Linked DNA regions of Homo sapiens: region 2 is linked to region 1. Evidence: read pairs that join two places in POLR2A ChIA-PET (ENCODE). Cell type or tissue: Panc1. All regions are shown on one strand. Each heading gives the region's core, and the rest is flanking DNA. Links, peaks and the distances in the headings are about the cores only. Region 1 holds the start of LOC124902152 (a long non-coding RNA gene). Region 2 has its middle 62 kb from the start of MELK.

Region 1 (16,446 bases), core at 3,049-11,048:
TAATCTAGGAGCTGGGCCTAAACTTGAGCCAAAGTGACACCAGTGAGAACACCTTAGGGAAGCTGGTGACCAATGGGCCATGGGTCAAAGGACTGGCTGGAAGGACAAGCAGTTTACCCAGGAAGTCCCAGAAATACCTGGAGAGGAAAGCCAGACAAACTGTTCAACTGAATTTAAGAAAAGCAAGCGCTCAAATCATTAAGAATTGGGCATTAATGGAAAATGTGATCCCAAAAGCCAGTGAAATAAGGACTTAAATGGGTTATACTTACATAAGTGCTTCAAGAAAATAAATGATGTTATGCACATGGCCGGGTGTGGTGGTTCACCTCTGTAATACCAGCACTTTGGGAGGCAGAAGGGAGCGGATCACTTGAAGTCAGGAGTTCGAGGCCAGCCTGGCCAACATGGTAAAACCCTCTCTCTACTAAAAATACAAAAATTAGCCGAGTGTGGTGGTGAATGCTGGTAATCCCAGCTACTTGGGAGGCTGAAGCAGGGGAATCACTTGAACCTGAGAAGCAGAGGTTGTAGTGAGCCAAGATCACACCACTGCACTATAGCCTGGGTGACAGAGTGAGACTGTCTCCAAGAAAGAAAGAGAGAGAGAAAGGGAGGGAGGGAAGGAGGGAAGGAAGGATGGAAGGAAAGAAGGAAGGAAGGAAGGAAGGAAAGAAGGAAAGAAAGAAAGAAAAGAAAGAGAGAGAAAGAAAAAGAAAGAAAGAAAGAAAAAGAAAGAAAGAAAGAAAGAAAAAAAGAAAGAAGGCAGGCGGGCGGGCAACAGAAGCACAGCCAATTAGCTACTTTACTTTTGGGAAAGACCACGAAGAGAAGTCGCTGAAAACAGACATGGGAATCACAGTCTTAAGAAGTTTGAGATGCAAGAAACATTCGAATGCTGCAGACCAGACTGCCTGAACGTCTTACTATTTCCATTATGTTCAATGAGGAACACACTTTCTTTCCTCTAGGGAATTCTGGTGGAGCTCAAATACCTGTACAGTCAATAACTTGCTCTAGATGACACACACCCTGCTATAGAAGTCTAACATCTTGCATTCATGAAATGTGACCAGCTCACTAAAACTGCCAGTGTTTCCACTGATGATAGTTTTAGGATCCTAACACGAATGGTTTTGCACAGACATATGTGATACACGGTGCATCTCCACAAACCCTGTATCCTCCTGCCCGTGCCACATTCTACAGGCCCTCCAGACTTTAAGGAAAAGAAGGAAATATGTGGGCAGATTTCTAATTTGTACTACAAAACAAATCATAATATTAAGTAAATCTCTTAAGGCAGTACAACTCTTTGTAGAGTAAATATAAAATTTAAGCTTCCATAGGAAGCTTATTTATCTTCCCCTGGCTTGCTTGTTCCTGTTGCAATAGTGTCTTGTAAATAAAACAAAATAAACTTAGGAGATAATGACATTTTAAAGACCAACAAAATAATCTCCAATAACAACAATCTCAAAATACCTATCATTACATGGAATCTCTAATCAGATATTTTACAACAAAGCAAAGTGAGAATCTACTGAAAACACAGTGGGTCACATAATCATATACTAAATAAATTCCAGGTAGATAAGAAAGGATAATGTAAAATTATTAAAACTTTTAGAAAATACGGGTAAATATCTGAATGGAGACAGATTTCCTAAACCTAAAGGCAATGAAACACTACAAAAGAACATATCACAATAGATTTGTTCCTCAAATTATTTATTTATTTTTATTTTTGAAATGGAGTCTTGCTCTGTCGCCCAGGCTGGAGTGCAATGGCATGATCTCGGCTCACTGCAACCTCTGCCTCCTGGGTTCAAGCGATTCTCCTGCCTCAGCCTCCCGTGCAGCTGGGATTACAGGCGTCCACCACCATGCCTGGCTAATTTTTGTACTGTGAGAAGCCATGCCACCAGGAACAAAGGGAAATCTATGAAACCTGCTGGCAGATCTACAACATGGAAATGGCTAGCAAGATCAACTTCTTGATGTAAAAGAATCAGGCAGAACCGAGGCAGGAATGCTGAGGCCTGCGGATAAGACATCCAGTATGAAAACACCCAACCAGTTTTTGTCTCTATCTCTTTTCTTTCAACAACCCTATTTTCTATTACTATTCTCTAAAATAAATCAATCACGTTTCCAAGAAGGCCTCCACATATAAAAACAATCCTATTAGTCAGCAGTGGACCCTCTCTTTTATTAAGTGAAGGAAGAAATGGAGTCTGAAAGTAGTCTAGGAGTAGAATGTTGTTTCCCAGGGGCTGGAGGAGGCAATGAGGAGTTATTGTTTAATGGGTAGAATTTCAGTTTAGGAAGATGAAAAAGTTCTGGAGATGGAGAGTGGTGGTGGCTGCACAAAAAGGTGAATGTACTGTATGTACTTAATGCTACTGAACTGTACATTTAAATGGTTAAGATGGTACATTTTATGTTATGTGTATTTTATTACAGTAAAAAATGTAACTTATGTAATAAGTGAAAATACATGTAAATCATGTCTAGTAAGGGGTTAATATCCAGAATATATAACTCCTAAAACTGAACAGCAAAAAAAAAAAAAAAAACCTGATTAAAAAATGGCAAAAGGAAGTGTAAATGAAAACCACCATCTCACACTCATTAGGATAGTTACTATAAAAAAATTAAAAAGAAAATAACAAGTGTTGGCGAGGATTTGGAGAAACTGGAATCTCTCTGCACTGTTGGTGGGAATATAAAATGGTACAGCCACTATGAAAAACAGTATGGCAGTTCCTCACAAAATAAAAAACTGAATTACCATATGATCTAGCAATTCCACTTCTGGGTATATACCAAAAAGAACTGAAAGCAGGGTTGAAGAGATACTTGTCCACCCGTGTTCATAGCAACATTATTCACAATAGCCAAAAGGTGGAAGCAACCCCAAGTATTTATCAATGATGAATAAACAAAATGTGATGTATATTACAATGACATTTTTTTTCCTTGAGACAGAGTCTTGCGCAATCACCCAGGCTGGAGTGCAGTGGTGCAATCTTGGGTCACTACAACCTCCGCCTCCCAGGTTCAAGTGATCCTCCTGCCTCAGCCTCCTAAGTAGCTGGGACTACAGGTACCTGCCACCACACTGGACTAACTTTTGTATTTTTTTTTTTTTAGCAGAGACAAGGTTTCACCATGTTGGCCAGGCTGGTTTCAAACTCCTGACTTCAAGTGAACCACCACCTCAGCCCTCCAAGGTGCTGGGAATATAGGCATGAACCACCACGCTCAGCCTTACAAAAGAGTATTATTCGCCTTATAAAGAAAGGAAATTGTGATATATGCTACAACATGGATAAACCTTGAGGACCTGCTAACTGAAATAAGCCAGTTACAAAAAGAAAAACAGTGTATGATTCTACTTGTATGAGGTACATACAGCAGCCAAATTCAGAGAGACAGAAAGTAGAAGGGTGGTCTTTTATAAACATGTTGTATTATGCCACTCCTTTGCATAAAACCCTCCAATGGCTTCTCGAAAAAGCAGAATAAAATCTAGACTACTTTCCCTGGCTTACAAAGAACTACATGGGCTGGCCCATGCCCACCTCTCCAAGCTCATCTCATACCATTCCCAATCCGCATCCACCATGCTTACAAATATCAGCCTTTTGTTTCCCTCATCTTTCCGGCTTTAGGGATTTTGCACTAGCTGTATTATTTCCCTTAAATGTTCTTTCCATGACCCTGATTTTCACCTGAATTGTTACTTATTATTCAGATCTTTGCCAAAGTGTCAGGTTGAAGGCCATCTTCAACACCTAATAGAGAGCAGCTAACTACCCAATTACTTGCACAACATGAATCTTGAAATGACCATGTGATATGGTTTGGATATTTGTCCCCTACAAATCTCATGTACTGTAATCCCCAGTGTTGCAGATGGGACTTCGTGGGAGGTATCTGGATTTTGCGGGTGGATCCCTTATGAATGGCTTAGCGCCATCCACTTGGTGAAGAGCGAGATGAGATCTCGCTTTGGTAGTCCACGAAAGATCTGGTTGTTTAAAAGAACATGGCACTGGCTGGGTGCAGTGGCTCACGCCTGTAATCCCAGCACTTTGGGATGCCGAGGTGGATCACCTGAGGTCAGGAATTCAAGACCAGCCTGACCAACATGGTGAAATCCCATCTCTGCTAAAAATACAAAAATTAGGGTCAGGCGCGGTGGTTCACACCTGTAATCTCAGCACTTTGGGAGGCCAAGGCGGGTGGATCACCTGAGGTCGGGAGTTCAAGACCAGCCTGACCAACATGGTGAAACCCTATCTCTACTAAAAATACAAAATTAGCCGGGTGTGGTGGCACATGCCTATAGTCCCAGCTACTCAGGAGGCTGAAGCAGGAGAATCGCTTGAACCCAAGAGGCAGAGGTTGCAGTGAGCTGAGATCAAGCCATTGCACTCTAGCCTGGACAACAAGAGCGAGAGTCCATCTCAAAAAAAAAAGCTGGGCGTGGTGGCAGGTGTCTGTAATCCCAGCTACTAGGGAGGCAGAGGCAGGAGACTCATTTGAACCTGGGGGGGCAGAAGTTGCAGTGAGCCAAGAATGCGCCATTGCACTCCAGCCTGGGCAACAGAGCAAGACTCCATCTCAATTTAAAAAAAAAAAAAAAGCATGGCATCTCCCCACAACTCTCTCTTTCCCTCTATCACCATGTGATATCGCCTCCTTTCCCTAAGCTTCCTGAGGCCTCACCAGAAACCGATGCGGCACCATGCTTTGTATAAAGTCTGCAGAACTGCAAGCCAATGAAACTTTTCTTTATAAATTTCCCAGCCTCAGGTATTTCTTTATAGCAACACAAGAACAGACTAACATAATCATGCTCAATGAGAGAAGCCAGACACAAAAGGCTACATTTTGAGATCCCATTTTATGAAATGTACAGAATAGGCAAATTCATATACAGAAATATCAGTGGTTGCTGGGAGCAGGGGGCAAGAAATAATGAGAAGCATGGGATATGTTTCTGTTTGTTTGTGTCACCTATGGTTTCTTTCAGCAGTATTTTGTAGTTTTCCTTGTAGAGGTCTTTCAGCTCTTAGGTCTATTCCTAGTTTTGTTTGTTTGTTTTTGCAGCTATTGTAAAAGCAGTTGAGTTCTTGATTTGATTCTCATTTGGTCACTTTTGTTGTATAGTTCAAGCCCATTGTTTCTTTGTTAACTTTCCATCTTGATGACTTGTCTAGTGCTGTCAGTGGAGTATTGAAGTCCTCCACTATTATTGTGCTGCTGTTTTCTAGTAGCAATTGTTTTGTAAATTTGGGAGCTCCAGTGTTAAATGCAAATATATTTAGGATTATGATATTTTCCTGTTGGACCAGTCCTTTTATCATTACATAATGTCCCTCCTTGTCTTTGTTAACTGTTACTGCTTTAAAGTCTGTTTCGTCTGATATAAGGATAGCGACTCCGGATAGCGACTCCTGTTTGCTTTTCATGTCCATTTGCATGGAATATCTTTTTTCACTCCTTTACCTTATGTTTATGTGAGTCCTTATGTGTTAGGTGAGTCTCTTGAAGACAGCAGATACTTGGTTGGTGAATTCTTACCCATTCTGCCACTCTGTATTCTTTGTGGAGCATTTAGGCCATTTACATTCAACGTTAGTATTGAGATGTTAGCTACTATTCTATTCATCGTTCTCGCTGCTGCCTGAATATCTTGGTATTTTTTCCTTGTGTTATTGTTTTATAGGCCCCGTGAGATTTATGCTTTAAGGAGGTTCTATTTTGGTGTACTTTGAAGTTTTGTTTTGTTTCAAGATTTAGAACTGGGCTCACGCCTGTTCATCCCAGCACTTTGGGAGGCTGAGGGGGGCAGATCACCTGAGGTTGGGAGTTCGAGACCAGCCTGACCTACATGGAGAAACCCTGTCTCTACTAAAAATACAAAAAATTAGCCGGGCGTGGTGGCACATGCCTGTAATCCCAGCTACTCGGGAGGCTGAGGCAGGAGAATCACTAGAACCCAGGAGGTGGAGGTTGTGGTGAGCCGGGATCGCACCATTGCACTCCAGCCTGGGCAACGAGAGCGAAACTCTGTCTCCAAAAAAAAAAAAAAAAAAAGATTTAGAACTCCTTTTAGCAGTTCCTGTAGTGCTGGCTTGGTGGTGTCGAATTCTCTCAGCATTTGTTTGTCTGAATAAGACTTTTATCTTTCCTTTATTTATGAAGCTTAGTTTCACTGGATACAAAATTCGTGGCTGGTAATTGTTTTGTTTAAGGAGGCTAAACATAGGACTCCAATCCCTTCTAGCTTGCAGGGTTTCTGCTGAAAAACGTGCTGTTAATCTGACAGGTTTTCCTTTATGCTTTTCCCTAACAGTTCTTAAGGTTCTTTTCTTCATCTTTATTTTAGTTAGCCTGATGACTGTGTGCCTAGGTGATAATCTTTTTGCAATGCATTTCCCAGGAGTTATTTGAGTTTCTCGTATTTGGATGTATAGATCTCTAGCAAGGCCAGGGAAATTTTCCTCAATCATTCCCTCAAATAAGTTTTCCAAATTTTTAGATTTCCCTTCTTCCTCAACAACACCAATTATTCTTAGGCTTGATCGTTTAACATAATCTCAAACTTATTGGAGGCTTTATTCAGTTTTTTTCTTTTTTGTCACACTGGGTTAATTAAAAAGCCTTATCTTTGAGCCCTCAACTTCTTTCTTGTTCAATTCTATTGAAATTTTCCAGTGTATTTTGTATTTAAGTGTGTCTTTCATTTCCTGAAGTTGTGATTGTTGTTTTATTGATTTTATTTCTCTGGAGATTTTTTTGTCCGTATCTTGTTTTTTTTGTTTTTTTGTTTTTTTCTAATGTCAGAGGAAAGATCTGGGGCTCAATAGCTGTTGTTCAGATTCTTTTGTCCCATGGGGTGATCCCCTGACATGGTGCTCTCCCCCTTCCCCTAGGGATGAGGTTCCTGAGAGCTGGACTACAGTGATTGTTGCTGCTCTTCTGCATCTAGCCACCTAGTAGAGCTACTGGGGTCCGGGCTGGTACTGGGGAGTGTCTGCAAAGAGTCCTGTAATGTGATCAGTATCCCGGTCTCTCAGCTGTGGCATCTGCTCCGATGGAGGTAGCAGGGGAATGAAGTGGACCCTGTGAGGGTCCTTGGTAGTTTTGTTTAGTGCACTGGTTTTCTCAAATGCTGGTTGTGCTGGCAGTGAAGTTGTAACATGGACAGACTCAGAACCTCTGGTTAGCTAGGATGTTACAGGCAGTGGAATTTGCTATTATTTTCTCCTTTCTTGGTGCAGAGTTGTTCTTTTATGAGTTGCTGTAATGGCTTCAGTTGGTTGGCCTCCAGTCAGAAGGTGGCGCTTTCAATACAACATCGACTGCAGTAGTACGGGGCGGGGGATACAAGTTTGCCCTAAGGTCACTTGGATAAGTATTCTGATTTATCAGGTGATGGGTGGCACCATAGAGCTCTCAAGATATTATGTGTTTTGTTTTACGCTACCAGGGCGGAAAAAGACCATCAAGTAAGGGCCAGGTTAGGCATATCTGAGACTCTCCTTGGGCGGGGCTTGCTGTGGCCACAGGGCGGAGGGAGGGGGAGGGGGTGGGAGATGGGAGGATGGGGGATGGGGGTGTGATTCTCAGGCCAATAAAATTGTATTCCCTGGGGGATTATGGTTGCCTCTGCTGCTTCAAACAGATCACCAGGGAGTTGGGGGCAAGCTGGCAGTGACAGGCCTCACCGAATTCCTCCACAACCAGCAAGGCCGGTCTCAGTCCCACCATGCCCTGACAACACCGTTATATCCAGGCAGCCTTAGAGCAAGGCTGAGATTTTGCCCCAGGCTACAAAAGCCCCTGCTGAGAAAGCAGGCAAGGATTTCAGGTCTTGCCCCTCCCTGCCTGCCCTAACTTCTGTGCCAGTATCTGCACTTTCGGTTTGCCCACTCCCAAATATTGCCCAGGAAAATTTGCACTCAGTCAAAATTATTACAAAGTTAGGCTGTAAGTTTTCTTCTCCCTGTGGTCCTTCCCCATTTCTAATGGCAGCCTTTCCCAAGAACCCCTGGTAAGATAAAAGTCAGAAATGGCTTCCCTGGGGACTAGAAGTGTCTACAGGGCTCCTTCTTGCTGCTGCCTCGATATTTTTTTTTTTTTTTTTTTTTTTTTTTTGAGACAGAGTCACATTCTGTGGCCCAGGCTGGAGTGCAGCGGCACCATCTCAGCTCACTGCAGCCTCCGCCTCCTTGGTTAAAGCGATTCTCCTGCCTCAGCTGCCTAAGTAGCTGGGATTACAGGCATGTGCCACATGCCCAGCTAATTTCTGTATTTTTAGTAGAGATAGGATTTCGCCACGTTAGCCAGGCTGGTCTCGAACTCCTGACTGCAGATGATCCACCCACCTTGGCCTCCCAAAGTGCTGGGATTACAGCACTTTTTGGCTGGGAGCCACCGCGCCTGGCCTTGCATCAACTTTTATATTTCATTTGGCTCTCTAAATTCGTATCAGCTCCAGGTAAGGTTAAATCCTTCTCCCATGATCTGGATTTTCAGGTTCCCCAGTGAGGATGTGTGTTCAGAGGCAGACTTTCCCCCTCTTCACTTTGGGCACTCACAGCTTTTGGCTGTCTCATGGAATTTGCAGCGACAAGCCGCTTATTTCAAAGGGTCTGTGAATAATTTCGGTTTTACTGTTATGTTCCTGCGGTAGTTCTTGAAGCAAAAGTTCACGATGTGAGTCTCCACACACTGTTTTGTCCATCCGAGTAGAAGCTGCAAGTTAATCCTGCCCGCTTTTGATTTAAAATTATACATCTTACTTGAATTCTAACAGTAGGTTAACTTTTATTTTTGATATTTGAACTATTTACCTAAAAGTACCAATAATAATTCTATAAATTAACAATACTTCCATCACTTTTTTTGGTTTTGGAGACAGAATCTCACTCTGTCACCCAGGCGGGAGTGCAGTGGTGCAATCTCGGTTCAATACAAACTCCACTTCTGGGTTCAAGAGATTCTCCTGCCTCAACCTTCCGAGTAGCTGGGATTACAGGCGTGCACCACTACGCTCAGCTAATTTTTGTATTTTTAGTAGAGACAGGGTTTCACCATGTTGGCCAGGCTGGTCTCGAACTCCTGGCCCCAAGTGACCTGCCTGCCTTGGCCTCCCAATCTGCTGGGATTACAAGCATGAGCCACCAAACCCAGCCACTTCCACCACTTTTTAAATGAAACACTGCTTAACTTTTACAAATCTAGTTCCTATCTTAAGCTAGAGAATCTTTCTCTACCAAGGTACAATCAAGGAACTTGATTTTACAAGGATGAAAAACATTTCATACAAATATGGTAAGAAAAAACAATCTGTTAATACTGAAATTCCAATTGTTATTTCTCAGGAGAGAAACTGAATAGAGTGCTGTGTTTGTTTTTACAATCAATATGTGATTTTTTTTTTTTTTTTGGAGACAGGGTCTCACTCCATCACCCAGGCTGGAATGCAGTGGCTTGATCTCCATGCAACCTCAAGTAATCTTCCCGCCTCAGCCTCCTGAGTAGCTAGGACCACAGGTGTGTACCACTAGGCCCAGCTAATTTTGTATTTTTTGTATACACAGGGTTTTGCCATGTTGTCCAGGCTGGTCAGCTGGTCTCAAACTCTTGAGGTTGAGTGATCCACTCATTTCGGCCTCCCAAAGTGCTGGGATTACAGGCATGAGCCACTGCGCCTGGCCAACAATCAATATGTAATTTTTAAAAATTAAAAAGAGGCCAGGCATGATGATTCATGCCTGTAATCCCGGCACTTTGGAAGACCAAAGCAGGTGGATCACTTGAGGACAGGAGCTGAAGACCAGCCTGGCCAGCATGGTGAAACCCCATCTCTACGAAAAAAAAATACAGGCTGGGCGCAGTGGCTCATGCCTGTAATCCCAGCACTTTGGGAGGCTGAGGCGGGCAGATCACTTGAGGTCAGGAGTTCATGACCAGCTTGGCCAACATGGTGAAACCCTATCTCTACTAAAAATACAAAAATTAGCCAAATGTGGTGGTACGCGCCTGTAATCCCAGCAACTCAGGAGGCTGAGGCAGGAGAATCGCTTGAACCTGGGAGGCGGAGGTTGCAGTGAGGCGAGATGGTGCCACTGCACTCCAGCCTGGGTGACAGAGCAAGACTCTGTCTCAAAAAACAACAACAACAACAACAAATTAGCTGGGCATGGTGGTGGTGCATGCCTGTAATCCCAGCTACTCGGGAGGCTGAGGCTGGAGAATTGCTTGAACCCTGGCAGTGGAGGTTGCAGTGAGCCGAGATCACACCACTGCATTCCAGCCTGGGCAATGGAGCAAGACTCCATTTCAAAAATAAACAAATAAATACTAAAAAGTAAAAAGATCAAGAAAAAGGAAGTATACAGTCACAGAAGAAAAACTGGTACATCTCGAGCAAAAATCTAAAAATCCAAAATCTGAAATGCTACAAAATCCAAAACTTTCTGAGCAAAGATTTCACACTCAAAGGAAGTACTCAATGGAACATTTTGGATTTTCAGATTTGGGATGCTCAACCAGTATATAACGCAAATATACAAAACCTGAAAAAAATCCAAAATCCCAAACACTTCTGGTCCCAAGCATTTTAGATAAGCGATATTGAACCTGTAAGTACATTTTCCATCTTCCCTGAAGGCAGTATGCATGGGATTACTTATACCACAAGCTGGATGGGTGCTTTTTTCCAAGACAAATGAATGAAGCCTACTATAAGGAATTCTTGTCAAGAAAGACTCCTGCTCTGAATCAGTACACATAAGCAGTTTAGGAAGAACTCTTCTATTTTCGTTTCTCAAATGGCCATCCTCCTGGCAATGTATCAAGAACTCTGAAAAAATATATAATTGAGGCTACAAGTTAATTCACCTCAACTGAGAGAATAGTCTTATCAAATTCTTCAATATTTTATCTCATTCTCAGGTCAGACCTAGTTCCCCAGCTCAAGCTTGTTGTCACTGTGAAAATGTGACTATTTTCAAACTGACATTAGCTGAGTTAATTTCAGTATCTAAGTGAAACATGACTACAGGTGGCACGGCATCTGTATTCCCAGCTACTTGGGAAGGCTGAGGTGGGAGAATCCCTTGAAGGTGGGGGCAGAGGTCGCAGTGAGCAGAAATTGCGCCACTGCACCCCAGCCTGGGTAACAAAGTGCGACCCTGTCACAAACAAACAAACAAAAAACTCGCACAGAATTCTGAACCTGACACAGGGTAGGGATGACTTGGCAAGGAGCCTGGAATAACAAATAGTCATGAATCAGAATAAAGGCCTGGGGGCAAGAAAAAAAACTACCGAGAAGGACTGGTGCCAATGGTTCAGTTCCACTGTGACTCTCTGAGGCCTTCTCCACTTGCAGATATGTTTCTCCAAGCATGTCACAGTTGAATGGGTGAAGTTAAAATAGGAATAGGTTTCTTCAAACAGCAGAGTACAGACTTGAGCAAGGCAGCTTGGGATGGAATCCCAGTGTACTGCTGTGTGATCTTGGGTAAATATTTAATCTGTGCCTCAGATTCCTCACTGATAAAACTGGAATAAAGCAGTCCCTACTTCAAAGGGTGTTGTGACTACCTGGTTAAAAGGACAACCTTCGGCCGGGCACGGTGGCTCACGCCTGTAATCCTAGCACTTTGGGAGGCCGAGGCGGGTGGGTCACGAGGTCAGGAGATCGAGACCATCCTGGCTAACACAGTGAAACCCCCTCTCTACTACAAATACAAAAAATTAGCCAGGCGTGGTGACAGGCACCTGTAGTCCCAGCTACTAGGGAGGCTGAGGCAGGAGAATGGAGTGAACCCAGGAGGCAGAGCTTGCAGTGAACTGAGATCGCGCCACTGCACTCCAGCCTGGGCAACAGAGCAAGACTCTGTCTCCAAAAAAAAAAAAAAAGAGGACAACCTTCTCCCAGTACTTCTATGCCCCCTTCCCTGCTTTCTTATTCTTCACAACACAAATAATCAGTTAACAATATCTTTATTGTCTTGCCTTTCCCCACTCACAGAAAGCAAGCTGCATAAGAGCAAAGACTTCTGTTTTCTTCAATGCAGTATCCCCAGTATCTAGAACATTGCTCTGTATGTAGTAGCTACTCAAATATAAACGTTTGCCACCTAGAAATTATGGAATATGGCCCTGTGAACGAATGTAAAAATAATGCTGGAGGGCTTGTGCAAATTGCTGTGCCCAATATAAATTAATGAGAATTTGTAACTCACAGGATTTAATAATTAACATCAGAGCTGGAATCAGTTTCTTCCAGCACTATAAACTATAAACAGATACATATCAGGAGAGAAACTTTAAGCTGGAGAACAACAGATCAAGCCAAAAAATTGGGGATTGGACACCACCTCCAAGGCTGTAGAGAGGATGTCCAACAAATAAATTGGCCCTCATACTCCTTGCCTGAACTGTGGTTCCATCCCCAGTCACACATGGATTAGTTAAAAGTGAGAAAACTTATAAGAAAAATCATGTAAGAAAAATCATCTTTTCTTCCCCAATCTGAGAAATACACCATGCCTGAAAGATAGGCAAAGACAACAAGCAAAGAATCAACACGTTTTGACAATGTGCTCAGAATACCTAAGCAAATATTTTATATAACTTGCATTCGATACAGAAGATCTGGTCTACCCCTAGCACTGTGGGTTACCCCTGAACAAGTAATTTCTCCCATGGTGGTCACAGCTCCCAAGTTTATTTTTTTTTAAAGCAGGTTGGGGCCAGGCATGGTGGCTCACGCCTGTAATACCAGCACTTTGGGAGGCTGAGGTGGGAGGATCACTTGAGGTCAGGAGTTTGAGACCAGCCTGACCAACATGGAGAAACCTCGTCTCTACTAAAAATACAAAATTAGCCGGGCGTGGTAGCGGATGCCTGTAATCCCAGCTACTCGGGAGGCTGAGGCAGGAGAATCACTTGAACCCGGGAGGCGGAGGTTGCAGTGAGCCAAGATCACACCATTGCACTCCAGCCTGGGCAGTAAGAGCGAAACTCTGTCTGAAAAATAAAAATAAATAAATAAAATAAAAATAAAAAGCAGGTTGGCGTAAACGTGCTCTATGATCCCTTTAATTCTGAGTTAGACTATGAAGAAGTGGGGAAGGGAGAGAGAGTGAGTGTGCAGAGGGCAACAGGTTCATTTTAGTTTTTGCAAAACCAATACCCACGTGTCATAGAAAGACGTCAGGGGGCTGTTGTATATGTAGCGATCTGATTTTTAAATATGATATCCACCCACTCTCCTCCCCAGAATAACACCTGATGATCCTGTTGAAAGCTATAATCTGGCCAGGCATGGTGGCTCACACCTGTAATCCAAACACTTTGGGAGGCTGAGTTGGGTGGATCACTTGAGGCCAGGAGTTCGAGACTAGCCTGGTCAACATGGTGAAGTCCCATTTCTACTAAAAATACAAAAATTAGCCAGGCACGGTGATGAACACCTGCAGTCCCAGCTACTTGGGAGGCTGAGGCACAACAATCACTTGAACCAGGAGGCAGACACTACAGTGAGCTTAGATCTTGCCACTGCACTCCAGCCTGGGCAACAGAGGGAGACTCTATCTCAAAATAATAAACAAACAAACAAACAAACATAAAAATGCAAAAAATTAGCTGGCCGTGGTGGCACACGCCTGTAATCCCAGCTACTCAGGAGGCTGAGAATCTTTTGAACCTGGGAGGCAGAGGTTGCAGTGAGCCAAGACTGTACCACTGCACTCCAGCCTGAGCAACGAAGGGAGACTCAGTCTACCCACCAAAAAACAAAAAAAAAAAAACAGGAGAGAAAGAAAGGCTGTAATCTGTAACTTTTCTTTTATCCACTTCACTTATTGTAAAATGCTATACTAGAATCTATCTGTTTTCTATCTGGCTGTATTCCCTAAATGCCTAGACACATAGCTACCTATCGATAAGTACTACTTGCTGACTGAATGAATTGAATAAATTCTAAATACATAGTCAAGAGACCCTAATCCATTTTCTCCATTTCCATTTAGGAAACAATCAATATATACATGGTAGGCAGGAAGAAAGGAGAGTCGTTTCAGACAGTTCTTTACCCTGCTGATCTCCTGTTCCTTAATAATATTCCTTAAACTTCTCTTCCCTTTTTTCCCCCATATTTCCAGAAAAATCTCCTGTCTCAAAAGCACAAAATCAGCTATAGAAAAGATTAATAAATTAGAAAACAAAAACATTTTAAGGGGTGACAGGAAGTACCTGGCAAAGGTAGACAAAAAGCTTATCTTCAGAATCTAAGGTCTGGAGACAACCCGGAGGGCAGTCTGGCTTCTATACCATAAATGAACAAATGGATACTAGCATAACACACTTAGCAGAAGAAAAAAAATTTAACCCAAAAGCACCTTCATAATTATGAAGCACAATCACTTGTAACATTAGTAACCTAAAATGATTTTGCCTTCTCCCTCTATCATCACTCTTAATTTCAAATGCTCATTTCTAAAATCTGTAGTATACAAAATTTTCTGTAGCCAACTATATATTCTAGAAGTCTCTTTCAGTGGCTTGCCTTTGAAAGAAGTTAAAAATGAAACTCATGTCTCTTGATTGGTACAATAATAAAGGAGACTCTGGAATGCTATAAGCTACCACTCTCTGTAAAGAGAGTGAAATCAGTCTGAACAAAGCTCACAAAGACAGAGACCAACAAACAGAACAAAGAAACCATTTGGAAAATCCCAATTATCAACCAACTTCTTGATCCAGCTCCAACACAATGAGAGAGGAGGATCTTGATCAAAACAGCAGAGAAAAAGACTGCTTAGATTGGTCTGCACTGGAAACTACCAAGGGAGTGATAGATTCCTGCATATAACACGCAGAAAATGGGAGGGAAGCCACTAGAAATTGATGGTGAAAAAGACTAAATTTAAGTCCATCCAGATCGGCAGCCAGATGTTCCAAACGCCCAGCTCACAGAAATATTTACTGCAAGGGCTGGGCCGTCAAGCGTACTGATGAGTATTGAAAAGCCCCGGCCGGGCGCGGTGGCTCACGCCTGTAATCCCAGCACTTTGGGAGGCCGAGGCGGGCGGATCACGAGGTCAGGAAATCGAGACCATCCTGGCTAACACGGTGAAACCCCGTCTCTACTAAAAATACAAAAAATTAGCCGGGCGTGGTGGCGGGCGCCTGTAGTCCCAGCTACTCGGGAGGCTGAGGCAGGAGAATGGCGTGAACCCGGGAGACGGAGCTTGCAGTGAGCCGAGATTGCGCCACTGCACTCCAGCCTGGGCGACAGAGCGAGACTCCGTCTCAAAAAAAAAAAAAAAAAAAAAAAAAGAAAAGCCCCCCCTAGAGACCAGGTTTCTTTAGAGATAAAAAGAACAAAAGCAAAAAACACAATGAAACCACCACCAATAGTTTGGACATAATTTAAAATATATACATATCAGGCCCAAAGTAGACTTCTTGTGTATGAACCAGATCGATTCAACTGACAATCCCCAATATTTAAACTGGCCTTTGTAAACAGAGCCAAAAAAATTTTTTGAAGGTAAAGTATAAGAAGAAAACATAATTCAATGCAATTAATGCCAAAAGTGAACCAAAATGTAATGTCCAGGATATTTCCAACATGAGTTGCTGAGATAGCTATCAACCTCTGAAACACATGTTCGTATATTAAGATAATCCATTCAGGCTTTGCAGAAGAGGAAGCACCACGATGGGGACAGAGGCATAGGTAGGAAAGTGGAGTGTTGATCAAAAGTCCAACCCACCTCGGGTTGAGGAATTTGCCCTAGGTTTTCTGGAGCAGTCAATAATTTGACACACAAACCAGCAAGGCCCTCAGCATCTCAACAATGTGTCCCCACAAATCACACTCTTCTTGCCCTAGGCCCAGAGTTACGCAAGAGAATCCAGCAACGTAAGGTTGGCATGCATTTTCCCCATGGCAGACATCAACACGAACCTCACCTTGTCACTGTCATCATGACAAATGTGGTCGTGATGGATGGACTGGCACTGAAAAGAAGCACCAACACTACCTACAAGAAAAAGGGAGGAAAGGTTAAGATGCAGTAATTCCTTACATTTAAACTGCTTTACCAATTAAAAGTGCTTTTACATCCATGATCCCATCTAATAAAATACTCATATAAGTAGACACTGTGGGGATTATTATTCATGCATTTTAACAGAGGAAAACAAAACACAGAGAGGCTGACCCACACAAAGGACCAGTTAGGGAGTGGCAGGTCTAAAACTACAACTCCATTATTCAAACTGCTAATTCCCCCTCTTTCTACTAGACCGAGTAGTCTGCTTTCAAAGTAAGATTACCTGCAGAAACACAAGCCTTCAATAAGGCAAACTCTTATTTATGAGGAAAAATATTACATTCCT
Region 2 (16,446 bases), core at 4,439-12,438, 96 kb after region 1:
ATCTGGATCAAAACATATAGACCATACTGGTCAGGCACAGTGGCTCACACCTGTAATCCCAGCGCTTTGGAAAGCTGAGGAGGCGGGTGGATCACCTGAGGTCAGGAGTTCGAGACTAGCCTGACCAACATGGAGAAACCCCGTCTCTACTAAAAATACAAAAAAAATTAGCCAGGCATGGTGGCGCATGCCTGTAATCCCAGCTACTCGGGAGGCTGAGGCAGGAGAATTGCTTGAACCCAGGATGCAGAGGTTGCAGTGAGCAGAGATTGCACCATTGCACTCCAGCCTGGGCAACAAGAGTGAAACTCAAACTCCATCTCAAAAAAAAAAAAAAAAAAAAAAAGATATAGATCATACCATCTCTCCGGAAGGCTCCCTCAGGCCCCCTCAAGTCCATACCCCCTAAATGTAACTACTCTTCTGATTCCTATCATCATGAATTAATTTTGCCTGTTTTTAAATTTTGTATAAATGGAATTATATGGTGACTACTTGTTCGTGTCTGGTTTCTTTTGCTTGACACTATTTTGTGAGATTTATCCATGTTGTTGTATGTAGTAGTTGTTTGTTCATTCCAGGATTGAAAGTGCTGAGTCACAGGGCATAGATATGTATATTTAACTTTACATATACTGCCAAGCAGTTGTCCAATGTAGTTGTACAAATTATACTCCCACTAGCAATGTAAAAAAAATTTCAGTTGTTGGGCCGGGTATAGTGGCTTATGCTTGTAGTTCCAGCACTTTGGAAGGCTGAGGCATGAGGATCACTTGAACTCAAGTGTTCGAGGCTGCAGTGAGCTATGATCGTGCCACTGCACTCCAGCCTGGGCAACAGAGTGAGACTTTGTCTCTACACACAAAAATGTTCCAGTTGCTGCACATCCTCACAGACTCTTGCTATTGTCAGTCCTTTTAACTTCTGCCATTTTGGTGGGGGGTCACTATTTTAAACCCCTCTTGGTTCCTTGATTTTCCATCTGCTCAGTCTTCCGGTCTGATAGACCCTCAATGGACTTTGAACTCCTGACCAACACTTCCTGCCCTTTCTTTCCTGGAATAGAGCCGTATAGTGTTATTACCTGATTGAATCCTAGAGCTCACCACACACAATTCTGATCTCTGCCACAGGCTGAGACCTGACTCCAGCCCAGACTAAGCTCTAATGCTAATCACAGACTGGTCTCTACTCTAATCACAGACTAGCTCTTAGCCCCACACACTGAGCCCTAATCACAACTACAGGGTGAACCCTGATCCCAACCATACCCTGAGCCATTACCCCAGCAACAGATTGAGCTTTCATCCTAGATAGAGGTTTAAACTGATCTGATCCAAATTCAGACTGATAAACACAAGTGGGCCAAGCACAGTGTCAGAAATTATTAGAAGATGTCAAATTGCAAGAATAAAATGCATTGTAAACTACTATTTCTGTAGCCTCTCCTTGGTTCACGTCAAATTTTAATTGTGACTGAATTTTGCTAAGTTGGGGAAAGAAACTACAATCAACCCCACCCTGACATGTTATAAAGAACAGGCTGGGGGCGGGGGAGTGTGGCTCAAAGAAGCCTAAAGCTGAGCCAGTCTGCAGATGGTGGCGGGAAGACGGGTAACCTTCTTCCTGTCCTCACAAGATGGCAGGTTTATTTTAAGGGTGTTTTTAACAGCTTAAAAAATGGATTCAAAGAACACTGGGGGAAGCCTCTGATTTTTGGGCTTCTGCCCATGATGCCTTTTTTTTTTTTTTTTTAACAATGGTATTTGACTCCCAGTGAGATTTGTTCCTTCATTACATTCTGATCATATTGCTTTTCACATCCCCCTCCCTGCAGAGGCTGTTGGGAAGGAAAAAGGAAACAGCCTTGAAGAATGAATGCTTAGAGGTTCTATTTTTTTTTTTTTTTTTTTTTGAGACGGAGTTTCGCTCTTGTTGCCCAGGCTGGAGTGCAATGGCATGATCTCGGCTCACCGCAACCTCCGCCTCCCAGGTTCAAGCAATTCTCTTTGCTCAGCCTCCCGAGTAGTTGGGATTATAGGCATGCGCCACCATGCCCGGTTAATTTTGTATTTTTAGTAGAGACGAGGTTTCTCCATGTTGGTCAGACTGGTCTCGAACTCCCGACCTCAGGCTATCTGCCCACCTCGGCCTCCCAAAGTGCTGGGATCACAGGCGTGAGCTTCCACACCTGGCCTGCTTAGAGGTTCTATTTGCCCTATGTCTGCTAATCAGCAGCAAGCTGGGAACATAATTTTCACTTTTTCTTTTTTTCTTTTTTTTTAAGACAGAGTCTCACTCTGTCACCCAGGCTGGAGTGCAGTGGCGCGATCTCGGCTCACTGCAACCTCTGCCTCCCGGGTTCAAGCAATTCTCCTGCCTCAGCCTCCCGAGTAGCTGGGACTACCGGCGCATGCCACTACACCTGGCTAATTTTTTTTTTTTTTTGTATTTTAGTAGAGACAGGGTTTCACCGTGTTGCCCAGGCTGGTCTGGAACTTCTGAGCTCAGGCAATCCGCCCACCTCGGCCTCCCACAGTGCTGGGATTTTAGGCGTGAGCCACTGCGCCCAGCCAATTTTCACTTTTTCTTATGCCCATGAGAAAAATCTTGATTTTACCCTTAGTACCAGGAACACCCTTAATGCCAGGTCCACAGTGCAAAGTGGATCTTCATACACGTTCTCTCTACTGGACAAAAATCCTGATTCGTTTGAGATTTCTAAACCTTAACTGGGCAAGACAACTTGGATGATGAGGCCGCGTGGCATTGTGGAAAAGGCTCTGGACGGAGAGTCAGGAGACCTGGACAGTCATGCCATCCTATGTCGTGCCACTACAAGTCCCACCCTCTCTCTAGGCCTCCCTTCTCCATCAATAAGAGTAAGGTTTAAGTGCAGCTCTTTGTAGTGTATTTACATACATTATTTCATTTAATCCTCATGAGAAGCATAATAAGTCCCATTTTATAAAAGTAGCAGGGATTTCGAGAAATTAAGACTTGCTGAAGGTAACAGAGTAATCAAATAGTTTTGATTGGTTTGGTTTTGTTTAAGTTGAATGTAACCTGCTAATGTTGTTATTTGTCATTAATTCACTAATTGACAAACATTAATTCAGCATCTTCATGTGCCAAATACTGTTTTTTGGCTCAAGGAACACGGACGTTTTCAGGAATAATCTTGTTGGTTAATGGTCTACACAGGTCAATGTGTCAGTTAAAAAAAAAGTATAATTGCTGGGTGCGTGGCTCACGCCTGTAATCCCAGCACTTTGGGAGGCCAAGGCGGGCAGATCACCTGAGGTCAGGAGTTCGAGACCAGCCTGGCCAACATGGTGAAACCCCGTCTCTACTAAAAATAAAAAAAAATTAGCCGGACATGGTGGCAGGACCTGTAATCCCAACTACGTGGGAGGCTGAGGCAGGAGAATCGCTTGAACCTAGGAGGCGGAGGTTGCAGTGAGCCAAGATCATGCCACTGTACTCCAGTCTGGGTGACAAAGCAAGACTCCGTCTCAAAAAAAGAAAAGAAAAGTATGATTAAGGGTCTTCTTCTTCTCCTTCTCCTTCTTCTTCTTCTCTTAATGGAGTCTAGCTCTGTCGCCCAGACTAGAGTGCAGTGGTGTGATCTCAGCTTACTGCAACCTCCACCTCCCAGGTTCAAGTGATTCTCCCGCCTCAGGCTCCTGAGTAGCTGGGACTACAGGTGTGTGCCACCACGCCAAGCTAATTTTTTGTATTTTTAGTAGAGACAGGGTTTCACTGTGTTAGCCAGGATGGTCTGGATCTCCTGACCTCGTGTTCCATCCACCTTAGCCTCCCAAAGTGCTGGGATTACAGGTGTGAGCCATCGTGTCCAGCCCCTTTCTTCTTCTCTTAAGACAAATATGGGTTAACTTTCCATCTCTGTCCCCCTGGAAGTCTAATAAAGGGGCAATGTCAGCTGTGGTATTCAACAGCATCGCTTATGGTAAAAATAACTCCTGATTGGTAAACTTCTTCTGGGCCAGGATACATAAGTACCTGATGAGAACACAGCTTTGGGCCACCCTAATTGCAGTGACACTTGTAACCAGTTCATCGTCTATGGAGAACCTGATAGCTATGCTCCCGAGACACTAGATATGATTCCTATTTGGGACAGGGCATTTCTTTTCTTTTCTTTTCTTTCTTTTTTTTTTTTTTTGAGACGGAGTCTTGCTCTGTCGCCCAGGCTGGAGCGCAGTGGCGCGATCTCGGCTCACTGCAAGCTCTGCCTCCCGGGTTCACGCTGTTCTCCTGCCTCAGCCTCCCGAATAGCTGGGACAGGCGCCCGCCACCATGCCCGGCTAATTTTTTGTATTTTTAGTAGAGACGGGGTTTCACAGTGTTAGCCAGGATGTCTCGATCTCCTGACCTCGTGATCGCTCACCTCTGCCTCCAAAAGTGCTGGGATTACAGGCGTGAGCCACTGCGCCCGGCCAGGGCATTTCTTCTTCTTCTTCTTCTTCTTTTTTTTTTTTTTTTTTCCGAGACGGAGTCTCGTTCTGTTGCCCAGGCTAGAGTGCAGTGGCGCGATCTCCACTCACTGCAAGCTCCGCCTCCCAGGTTCAAGCGATTCTGGTGCCTCAGCCTTCTGAGCAGCTGGGACTACAGGCGCATGCCACCAGGCCCGGGTAATTTTTTTGTATTTTTAGTAGAGACGGGATTTTGCCATGTTGGCCAGGCTGTTCTTGAACTCCTGACCTCAGGTGATCTGCCCTCCTTGGCCTCCCAAAGTGCTGGGATTACAGGCATGAGCCACCGCGCCCAGCGGGACAGGGCATATCTAAACTAAGGTTGTCGCTGCACCTGTGAATATGATCCTGTCTCCTTGCACCTAAGCTGTCACCTGGGGGGCCAAAGAAGACTAATCACTGGATAACTACAATAACTCTGCTGAAGAGAAGTGCCAGATGTTGTTCTGCTGGCACAGTGTGTCATGTCTTGAATCCTTCTGAGTGAATCTGATGCAAAGTAAAGCCTATGGTATTGAGGGTAAATGTCTGGTTGAACTCAAAGACCACCTAATAATGGACATTTCAGGGGCAAATCCAGATCCAGTAGTTTTGAAGATATAATTCCAACCCTATTTTGTCTGACTCTAGCCATGGTTCTCAATCTTGGCCACACGTTGGACTCACATTGAAATGATATTGAATCCCTTGCCACAATGAACACAGCAATAAAAAAAGAAAGCACTGCTACACACAACATGGATGAATCTCTTGGGCATGATGGTGAAAGAAAGGAGCCAGCCACAAAAGAGTGCAAACTGGGTAATTCCACTTATCAGAAGTTCAGATGCAGCCCAAACTAACCAGAATAGTGGCTATTATTGAGGGGGTAGGTATTGACTGGAGGCAGAAGGGAGCCTTCTGGGGAGCTATAAATATCCTGTATCGTGATCTGTGTGGTGGTTACATGGGTGGGTGTATATATTCATAAAATATGTGAAGGCAGGGAATCTAGAAGCAGAAAGATAGGCTGAATCCAAAGGTGGGTGGGGGGCTTAACTAGAGATTTGAGGCCTGAGCTGGAGGCTGAATCTTCTGTAAAAACTCCCACTGACCCTGCAAGGTGGAAAGTGTGAGCCCCGTGGAAAGGTACTGAATAGTAATTCTATCAGAGGGACCCAAGACTTTGAGAAAGGAGAAATAGGAGAATGGGACCTAGATGTTCAACTCCCAAGGGAAGCGGGAAAGCAGCCTGCAGCTGCAACCAAAAGGAAAACTCCACTATGCAAGGAGCTATGAATATAAAAACCCAGGGGAGGTAACATTTTGTGGATATCAAGTGACAGTTTTGGAGATGGTATTTTACTTTTTATGTGTCTCTTTCTTCCCCCATCTATTTTTAAGACTTTTAATTGCAGGAGAATTAAATAAAGTAATGTACGAGGCTTTATTTTAGTCAGACTGGAGCCCAGACAGCACCTGAAATTAGGTCCTGCCTTTGTTAAAGTGGATTAATTTATTCCTAGCTTCAAGCTGGGATGAAACTTCTGGTGTAAGACCAAATTGAAAGAGAAAATCCAGGAGTCATGCTTCATGACAACTGGCTGAAAGGATGGAGGCCACTGTCTTGGTGGAGGAAGGATCTCAGGGAAAGCGACAGGACATGGGAAGTGTTTCCATATATCTGAAGGTTTGCCATGTGAGAAAAAGGCAGATTTGCTCAAGATGAGTGCAGAGGGGAACAAGGAAATTCTATGTGGAAATTCTTGGAATTCTTGGGGGCACCAGAGTTGCTTGAACCCAGGAGGTGGAGGTTGGAGTAAGCCTAGATCGAGCCACTGCACTCCAGCCTGGGTGAAAGAGTGACTCTGTCTCAAAAAAAGAAAGAAAGAAAGAAAGAAAAACACTTTTCTTCTGACATATTCAAATAATATCATCGGCGTTAACAAAGATAGACAGCTAAAGTCATAAATTTGTGTTCTAAGTGATTCAAAGCTGTGCAAGTATTGATATGAACAACTATATTTGTGTAGACAGGGAATGATAATATCACCCATGTAGAGATGGCAGGATGAGTGATCTTCACTGGAATTACACCAGCATGCTCCTGCTCTTCCTTTTTCATTTTTTTTCAGGTTTTTAAAATAATCTACCATATTTTTATTGGTTGCAAGAAATATTTTCCCTTCTCCAGATTTGGAGAACAGGATTTTCTTCCCTCCTCCCTGCAACCCATTCCAGTTGCTCACCCTGTGTTTGGCTTGACTAGCCAAGTGATTCCCTCCTGCATGAAATTCTTACATTGCTCTTGATTCAAATTCATACTAGGTGTTTAAAAATGCATAATCTCAGTTAATCCTCTCAACAGCCCACAATATCAGTATAATTATTCTCATTACAATTAAATTCATGTCTTGGATCTTTGAGGCTGTTTGTGAGTAGCTGAAACAATGAATAGTAATTCACAAATGTCAAGGGTCTATTCTAATTTACCTGTCTGTCTCCCAAAATAGACTATGAAGACTTGAACTTTTTTTTTGTTTGATTTGTTTTTTGAGATGGAGTCTCACTCTGTCGTCCAGGCTCGAGTGCAGTGGTGCAATCTCTGCTCACTGCAACCTCTGCCTACCAGGTTCAAGCAGTTCTCCTGTCTCAGCCTCCCCAGTAGGTGGGATTACAAGCATGAGCAACCACGCCCAGCTAATTTTTGTATTTTTGGTAGAGAGGGGGTTTCACCATGTTAGTCAGGCTGGTCTCGAACTCCTAAGTGATCTGCCTGCCTTGGCCTCCCAAAGTGCTGGGATTTATAGGTGTGAGCCACCGCGCCCGGCCAATTTTGAACTTATGAACCATATCTTATTCATCATTATATTCTCAACAATACCTAGCACGATTCCTGACGCATAGTAGGGGCTCAAAATTATTTTTCCAATAAATAAATAGATTAATGGAAAGGTATAATAATTAATATTGCATTTGAATCATTTAAATAGGGTGCATTTATATATAATAGATCAAAGATACTTGAGGGAAATCTCAAAATAGTTGTTTTTTTTTTGGGACAGAGTCTCACTCTATCACCCAGGCTGGAGAGCAGTGGCGCAATATCAGCCCACTGCACCCTCTGGCTCCCAGGTTCAGGTGATTCTCCTGCCTCAGCCTCTTGAGTAGCTGGGATTATAGGCACCCGCCACGAGCCCGGCCAATTTTTGTATTTTTATTAGAAATGGGGTTTCGCCATATTGGCCAGCTGGTCTCCAACTCCTGACCTCAAGTGATCCGCCGTCCTCGGCCTCCCAAAGTGTTGGTATTACCGGCGTGAGCCACTGCACCTGGCCTCAAAATAGTCTCAACTGTGGTGAAAAGACTAGAAAACGATCCTACCTGCAGTTTCTACCATATGAAATTATGCATTCTTGAAAAATAAGATAGCAGAAATAGCGACAGAATCCCTTTATAACTAGGTATCACTCCTGTAATAAACCAAAATAATTTATTCTGAGGGATAAAAGGGTAAGCCCTTCAGCCCCACTCCTTCTCGTCTCTCCTTTCCCTCCCTTTTCTCTCTTCTCCCTTTTCTCCTTTCTTTTCTGTTCCCATTTTCAAACATTTACTAAGACACTATTGCCTTAACACACTGTGAGGATTTCAGCCCTTGCCTTCAAAGAGCTTATAGTCCAGAGGAAAAAAGGTTAAGAAATGGCAATATCTATAACCACGGTGACAACATCTGACTTTCTACAATAGCATCAAGCCCACAGTTTTGCCCGAGCCGCCCTCGGGCGCACCACGAATCCCATCTTGGAAGACTTGCCTGATCTTTTTTCCCTGAGCACAGGCACAAAGAAAATTCTTCTCCTCATTCTGTAAATACTTAGTGTATCTGACTGAACTGCATCTGACTGAACTGCAATAGCAACTGGGCTTTCCTCTGGGAGCAAAAGCTAGGGAAAGCCTCAAAACAATATTAAAAATGACTGGAGCTACTCAGAAGAATTATAACAACTGGAAGGGGACTTAGAGAACTTTCAATCCAGCTACCTCATTTTCCAGATCTGGAAGCTGAGAACCAGAGTTGGAAGGTGGTGACCTGCCTGTGGTCACATAGCAAATCAGTGGCAATGCAATAATCCTGAGATTATTTTAAGTAGTGCATGACAAACTTTTACATATACAAATAATTGTGCATTTCTCTTTTTTTTTTTCTTTTTGAGACAGAGTCTGGCTCTGTCGCCAGGCTGGAGTGCAGTGGCACGATCTCAGCCCACTGCAATCTCTGTCTCCCAGGTTCAAGCAATTCTCCTGCCTCAGCCTCCCGAGTAGCCGGGATTACAGGCACACGCCACCATGCCGGGCTAATTTTTGTATTTTTAGTGGAGATGGGGTTTCACCATGTTGGCCAGGATGGTCTTGATCTCTTGACCTCGTGATTCACCCGCCTCTGCCTCCCGAAGTGCTGGGATTACAGGTGTGAGCCACCATGCCCAGCCTGCATTTCTATTTTTAACTTGTATAAATTTAATGAGTATAAGTGGAATATGCATTTATTTTAGTTTAGGAAATATATAAAAAGCACATCAAGCTCTGATTTTATAGATAAGGATATTATATAGTGGTCAAAAGTTTTCTTTAAATTTTAAAATAAAAAGATGAATGGGCTGGGCATGGTGGCTCACACCTGTAATCCCAGCACTTTGGGAGGCTGAGGCAGGTGGATCACTTGAGGTCAGGAGCTCGAGACCAGCCTGGCCAACATGGTGAAACTCCATCTCTACTAAAAATACAAAAATTAGCCAGATGTGCTCGCTTGACCCCAGGAGGCGGAGGTTACAGTAAACCGAGAGTGTGCCACTGCACTCCAGCCTGGGGGACAGAGCAAGACAGTCTTAAAAAAAAAATGAATGAATTAAAATAAAAGTATTTTTTAGGCCGGGTGTGGTGGCTTACGCCTGTAATCCCAGCACTTTGGGAGGCCGAGGTGGGCGGATCACCTGAGGTCGGGAGTTCAAGACCAGCCTGATCAACATGGAGAAACCCCGTCTCTACTAAAAATACAAAATTAGCCGGGCATGATGGCACATGCCTATAATCCCAGCTACTCAGGAGGCTGAGGCAGGAGAATAGCTTGAACCCAGTAGGTGGAGGTTGTGGTGAGCCAAGATCACGCCATTGCACTCCAGCCTGGGCAACAAGAGTGAAACTCCATCCCCCTTAAAAAAAAAAAAATAAAATATATATATATATATGTGTATATATATATATATATATGTATAAAATATATATGTATATATATGTATAAAATATATATGTATATATGTTATACATATGTATAATATATATAATACATGTATAATATATAATACATGTATCATATAATACATGTATCATATATATTATATATGTATATATTATATACATATAATATACATAATATATAATTGTAATATATATAATATATAATATGTAATATATTATATAAATAATATATATGTATATATTATACATTATACATGTATAATATATATAAATAATATTATATATAAATAATATTATATATAATAAAAATATATAAATATATAAAATATATATATAAATAATATATATAATATATATTATACATGTATTTTATATATATATAAAGTATATACATACATATTTTTTTAAAGTAGAGGCCAGGTACAGTAGCTCACACCTATAATCCTAGCACTTTGGGAGCCCAAACCAGGTGGATTGCTTGAGCCCAGGAGTTCGAGGCCAGTCAGGGCAACATGGTAAAACCCCATCTTTACAAAAAATACAGAAAATTAGACAGGTGTGGTGGCATGCGACTGTAGTCCCAGCTACTTAGGAGGCTGAGGTGGGAGGATCACCTGAGCCCGGATGGTCAAGTTTGCAGTGAGCTGTGATCATGCCACTGCACTCCAGCCTGGGTGACAGAGTGAGACCCCTGTCTGGAAAAAAAAAAGAGGTGGGAGTAGTCAGTACAATAATGGAGTAAAAAAATTACGAAAGGGGTATGCAAATTACTGAAGTTTAGAAAACATCATGTTTACTATATCACACTGCATCTCTCCAAGATAAGATAAAGGACTTTGAAGCTGGGCGCAGTGGCGCATGCCTGTAGTCCCAGTTACTCAAGAGGCTGAGGCGGGAGGATCACTTGAGTCCAGGAGTTCGAGGCTACAGTGTGTTATGATTGTACCTGTGAATAACCACTGCAGTCCAGCTTGGACAACAAACAAGACCCTGTCTCTAAAAAAAAAAAAATTAAAATTTAAAAAATAAGAAAATGTAAAGGACTTTGACAAATGTACCGGCTCAGAACATTCTGAGAAGACAATTTTTTAATGTAAAGGTGATGATTGAATAGTTGGATATGTGCACGTTTAGCAAAAATGGGTTAGGCACAGTTAAGAGTAGGTATTTTATTCAGGAAGAATAGAAGGCAACTAGATGGGGGAGTTTGGCCTGAGTTTTGACATTTGATAGAAATGATTGTGTTTTCTTTTTTTTTTTTTTTTGAGATGGAGTTTTGCTTTGTTGCCCAGGCTGGAGTGCAATGGCGCGATCTCGGCTCACCACAACCTCCGCCTCCTAGGTTCAAGCAATTCTCCCGCCTCAGCCTCCCGAGTAGCTGGGATTACAGGCATGCACCACCACGCCTGGCTAATTTTTTTTTTGTATTTGTAGTAGAGACGGGGTTTCTCCACGTTGGTCAGGCTGGTCTCGAACTCCTGACCTCAGGTGATCCGCCCACCTCAGCCTCCCAAAGTACTGGGATTACAGGCGTGAGCCACTGCGCCCGGCAATGATTGTATTTTCAAGTATGCCTTCCTGGATTAACAAAGGGTCAAATAGAAACCCTGCAACCTGTTTTCCTATAACTGAATGTGAGTGAATATTTTATCAGAATTGGGTTCAAATCCTGCTTCTGCCACTTCCCAGCTTGTGCCCTCTGCCAAGTCACTTAACCACTCTGAGTTTGTGAAAAAGTTACGTTGTCAGGAGCAACTATGAGAATGTCAAAATGCCTCGAAAGGGAGAGTGAGAAAAAGACTGAAAGAAAGATGAAGAAAAAGAAAAAAAAAAATGACAAAAGAGAGGAAGCCAGGTTGGAAGGACTATAAGAAGAATGGGAGCTGGTAAAATTATTTCAGACTTTATGTGCTGAAATAGTCATTCTTGTCACAAGCTGCTAGATTTTCTTCTTATGAAAACATTTCTAAGGTGGCAGATGAATATATTTTTAAAATTTTTCCTGAAACATAACACTCCAACAGGATGTGTTAGAGAAATGCCAAGAAAAGAAGGCAGAAGGAGGTAAAGTCCTTGAATGAAAAGGAAGATAAAGGGATCTATGCATGGACCTAGTGGGGCAGAAGTCCCACCTCCTCTATGAAGCCCCACTGGGTTCCTGGGTGGAGCTGACTGTCTCCTCCTTAGACCCCTGCTATATTTACACACCTTCTACTAGGGCCAGTGCAATGGCTTAGGAGCATCTCTGTTTGTCATTCCCATTAGATAATAATCCCCTTAACTGCTGGGACTGTCTTATTTATCTTACGTATTCCCAGTCCTTCTCACAGGACCTGGTCCATATGATATGCTTGATAAACATCTGTTGAATGAATGAGCCTGTTTCTAGGAACTTGCAGTGATGATCTTTGAGGGATAAATGGAGGTCAGGAAGACATTTGGCCTGGAGTGTGTCTGGGGAGACATACTTACTGTTTTCCAATAGTTGAAGAACTGTCTTGGGGAAGTGTATTTTTAAAATGTGCTCTGTCGTCCTTAATGGCACAGCTAGAACTAAGAAAATCAACCTGGCTAACATGGCAAAACCCCATCTCTACCAAAAAACTACAAAAATTAGCCGGGCGTGATGGCACATGCCCAAAGTCCCAACTACTCGGGAGTCTGAGATGGGAGGATCATTTGAACCTGGGAGGTGGAGGTTGCAGTGAGTCCAGATCGCAGCCTGGGCAACAGAGCAAGACTCTGTCAAAAAAAAAAAAAAAAAAAAAGGAGCCATGGGCTTGGACTGGAATGTACTGCCCATGTTTACTGTGTTCATAAACTCTGGTGCAGGGCTTCAAGTGCCCAGAAGTAGGGTCACCTGTTTTAAATTTACACACAAGTGCCCTATGGGATTAGGAGTCAGAAAGACTTGAGTTCTAACTACTCAACTTTTCTAGCAGTGTGACTTTGAGCAAATTAATTAGCCCTCTGAGCCTCAGTTTCCTTTTTTCAAATATGCCAATAACTATATCTCCCTCCCGGGGTGAGATAAGGCTTAAATAATAAAGCAGGCTGGGTGTGGTGGCTCATGCCTTGTAATCTCAGCACTTTGGGGGACCAAGGTGGTAGGACTGCTTGAGCCCAAGAATTCAAGACCAGCCTGGGCAACTTAGAGAGACCCCGACTCAAGGTGGCCAGGCGCGGTGGCTCACGCCTGTAATCCCAGCACTTTGGGAGGCTGCAGCGGGCGGATCACGAGGTCAGGAGATCGAGACCATCCTGGCTAACACGGTGAAACCCTGACTCTACTAAAAATACCAAAAATTAGCCGGGCGTGGGGGCGGGCACCTGTAGTCCCAGCTACTCGGGAGGCTGAGGCAGGAGAATGGCGTGAACCCGAGAGGCGGAGGTTGCAGTGAGCTGAAATCGCGCCACTGCACTGCAGCCTGGGCGACAGAGCGAGACTCCGTCTCAAAAAAAAAAAAAAAAAAAGAGAGACCCCGACTCAAAACAAACAAAAAAAATTCTTTTTGTAGAGATGGGGTCTTCCTCTATCACCCAGGCTGGAGTGCAGTGGCACAATCTTGGCTCACTGCAACCTCTGCCTTCCAGGCTCAAGTGATCCTCCCACCTCAGCCTCCCAAATAGCTGGCACCACAGGCCCACGCCACCAGACCCAGCTAATTTTTTGTATTTTAAGTTTCTCCATGTTGCCCAGACTGGTCTTGAACTCCCAGCCTCAAGTGATCCACCTGCCTTGGCTTCCCAAAGGGATGGAATTACAGGTGTGAGCCACCACACCTGGCCAGAATTTTTTTTTTTTGGAGCTGGGGTCTTGCTCTGTCGCCCAGATTGGAGTGCAGTGGTGTGATCTCAGCTCACTGCAACCTCCACCTCCTGGATTCAAGCAATTCTCCTGCCTCAGTCTTCTGAGTAGCTGGGATTACAGGCGCCCACCACCACGCCTGGGTAATTTTTGCATTTTTAGTAAAGACAGGGTTTCACCACGTTGGCCAGGCTGGTCTCGAACTCCTGACCTCAAGTGATCCGCCCACGTCGGCCCCCCAAAGTGCTGGGATTACAGGCGTGACCCACCGCACCCGGTCCAGACTTTTTTTTTTTTTCAATTAGCCAGGTGTTGTGCCATTTGCCTGTGGTCCCAGCTACTCAGGAGGCTGAGATGGGAGAATTCCTTAAGCCCAGGACTTCGAGGCTGCAGTGAGCTATTAATGCACCACTGCACTCCAGCCTGGTCAACTGAGTAGGACCCTGTCCCACACTGCCCCCCACAAAAAAGCACATAAAGCTCTTAGCACAGTATCATAACAAACATTTAATTTCTTTTAAGAAGACAGCCCTAGTGTTTTTTTGTTTGTTTGTTTGCTTTTTTGGAGGCAGAATTTCGCTCTTGTTGCCCAGGCTGGAGTGCAATGGCGCGATCTCCGCTCACCGCAACCTCTGCCTCCCGGGTTCAAGCTATTCTCTTGCCTCAGCCTCCCGAGTAGCTGGGACTACAGGCGCCTGCCACCACGCCCGGCTAATTTTTTGTATTTTTCATAGAGACAGGGTTTCTTCACGTTGGTCAGGCTGGTCTTGAACTCCCAACCTCAGGTGATCCGCCTGCCTCGGCCTCCCAAAGTGCTGGGATTACAGGTGTGAGCCACCATGCCAGGCTGCCCTAGTGTTTTTATTTTCCTTTCAGTCTCTTCCTAGCTATAAACATGGATAATTGAATAAAACTTCTCAACATTGCAACTTCTCTTTCTGTAGGAAACAACCCTGTTCAATCCCATTGTCTGCCTCCATGAAGACTTCCCTTACATTCATTAACTAGATGACATTGCATAGTCACTTCCTTCTGAGAGCTTGTTTTTCTATCTGTAATGAAGACAGGAGAGGGAGGAATGTCTATTTCTATTTTTAGCAGTCCATTTCCACAAGTGTATGTTAATTTTGTAAAGAAAGAAAAGATTTTTAAAAATTGAACTAAACTGCTGTCTAATGTCCCTTTTTGCTCTGACATTTTTTGAGCCTGAGAATCTAAGCCTCCTTCTCTTTCCCCTGTTCCCATTGCCCTCCTCCATTCCTAGCTTCTCTCTCTCTCTGGCCTTAGAATGCAAAACTCCATTGAGAGTGCACCATGCAGGTGGAAGGATTGCAACAAATACATTTCTCCTCTGGCCCCATGCTAGGACCTGGTCCCAGAAATGGCTATAGCTGGGAACATCTAGGGAAGCCCAGAGCAGATCGGATTGCCTTACTTAGCTGGAGCTCAGCCTATCTATTCTTTTTCTATTTTTTTTTTTTTTTTTTTGAGACGGAGTTTCGCTCTTGTTGCCCAGGCTGGAGTGCAATGGCGTGATCTCAGCTCACTGCAACCTCTGCCTCCTGGGTTCAAGCGATTCTCCTGCCTCATCCTCCTGAGTAGCTGGGATTACAGGCATGCGCCACCATGCCTGGCTAATTTTGTGTTTTTATTAGTAGTGACGGGGTTTCTCCATGTTGGTCAGGCTGGTCTCGAACTCCTGACCTCAGGTGATCCGCCCGCCTCAGCCTCCCAAAGTGCTGCGATTACAGGCATGAGCCACCGCACCCGGCCTTTTCTTTTTCCTTTCTTTTTTTAAAAAAAGGAGTCTCGCTCTGTCGCCCAAGCTGGAGTGCAGTGGAATGATCTCGGCTCACTGCAGCCTCCACCTCCTGGGTTCAAGTGATTCTCCTGCCTCAGCCTGTTATGTAGCTGGGACTACAGTGGGACTACAGGTGTGATCCACCACACCCGGCTAATTTTCTTTTCTTTTTTTTTTTTTTTTTTGAGGAGTCTTGCTCTGTCTTCCAGGCTGGAAGTGGCGCAATCTCGGCTCATTGCAACCTCCACCACCCTGGTTCAAGCAATTCCCCTGCCTCAGTCTCCGAAGTAGCTGGGATTACACGCGCACACCACCATACCCAGCTCTTTTTTTTTTTTTGGTAATTTTATTAGAGATGGGGTTTCACTATGTTGGCCACACTGGGTCTGGAACTCCTGAACTCCTAACCTCAGGTGGTTTTTTGTTTTGCTTTGTTTTTTGTTTTGTTTTGTTTGTTTTTGATGGAGTCTTGCTCTGTTGCCCAGGCTGCAGTGCAGTGACGCAATCTCGGCACTGCAACCTCTGCCTCCCGGGTTCAAGCGATTCTTCTGCCTCAGCCTCCAGAATAGCTGGGACTACAGGCACACGCCACCACACCCAGCTAATTTTTGTATTTTTAGTAGAGATGGGATTTCACCATGTTGGCCAGGCTGGCTTGAACTCCTAACCTCGTGATCTGCCCACCTTGGCCTCCCAAAGTGCTGGGATTACAGGCATGAGCCACCACGCCCAGCTCACCAGGCTAATTTTCATCTTTTTAGTAGAGACGGGGTTTCAGGCTGGTCTCGAACTCCTGACCTCAAGTGATCCACCCACCTCAGCCTCCCAAAGGGTTGGGATTACAGGTGTGAGCCACCGCACTTGGCCTTCAGCCTATGTTTTCATTTGAGCACTTTTCTTTATAATTTCACGTTGTCATCCTCATCTAGTACCCAATTTCCTTTAGGGAAATCCAGCAGTTGAGTTACAGAATGATAGACTTAAAAGTGTGCAAACTGGATAACAAAGAAATCATGTTCCGGCCGTGTGAGGTGGCTCACGCCTGTAATGCCAGCACTTTGGGAGGCCGAGGCGGCTGGATCACGAGGTCAAGAGATCGAGACCAT

The links. ChIA-PET counts read pairs that join two places held together with the same protein. Peaks named below come from ENCODE experiments on the same cell type or tissue, not always from the same donor. Only the 100,000 strongest peaks of a DNase experiment are listed, where the experiment ranks them.
Region 2: POLR2A ChIA-PET joins it to region 1 with 11 read pairs; 5 of 35 experiments call an interaction of 5 or more read pairs at or near these places.

Annotation. Positions count from the first base shown.
Region 1 is chr9:36,408,596-36,425,041 of GRCh38, forward strand. LOC124902152 (a long non-coding RNA gene) reads right to left here and starts at 5,795. Exons shown (of 2, transcript XR_007061475.1): 1 at 1-5,795. It also overlaps a transcript of RNF38 not described here and the pseudogene MRPS21P4. RefSeq lists an enhancer at 7,093-7,715. In Panc1, for the core only: no CTCF peak of the experiment used is centred there; no DNase peak of the experiment used is centred there; H3K27ac peaks cover 366 bases.
Region 2 is chr9:36,502,764-36,519,209 of GRCh38, forward strand. No RefSeq gene overlaps it. Among named protein-coding and RNA genes, the nearest start is that of MELK, 62 kb to the right of the region's middle. In Panc1, for the core only: no CTCF peak of the experiment used is centred there; no DNase peak of the experiment used is centred there.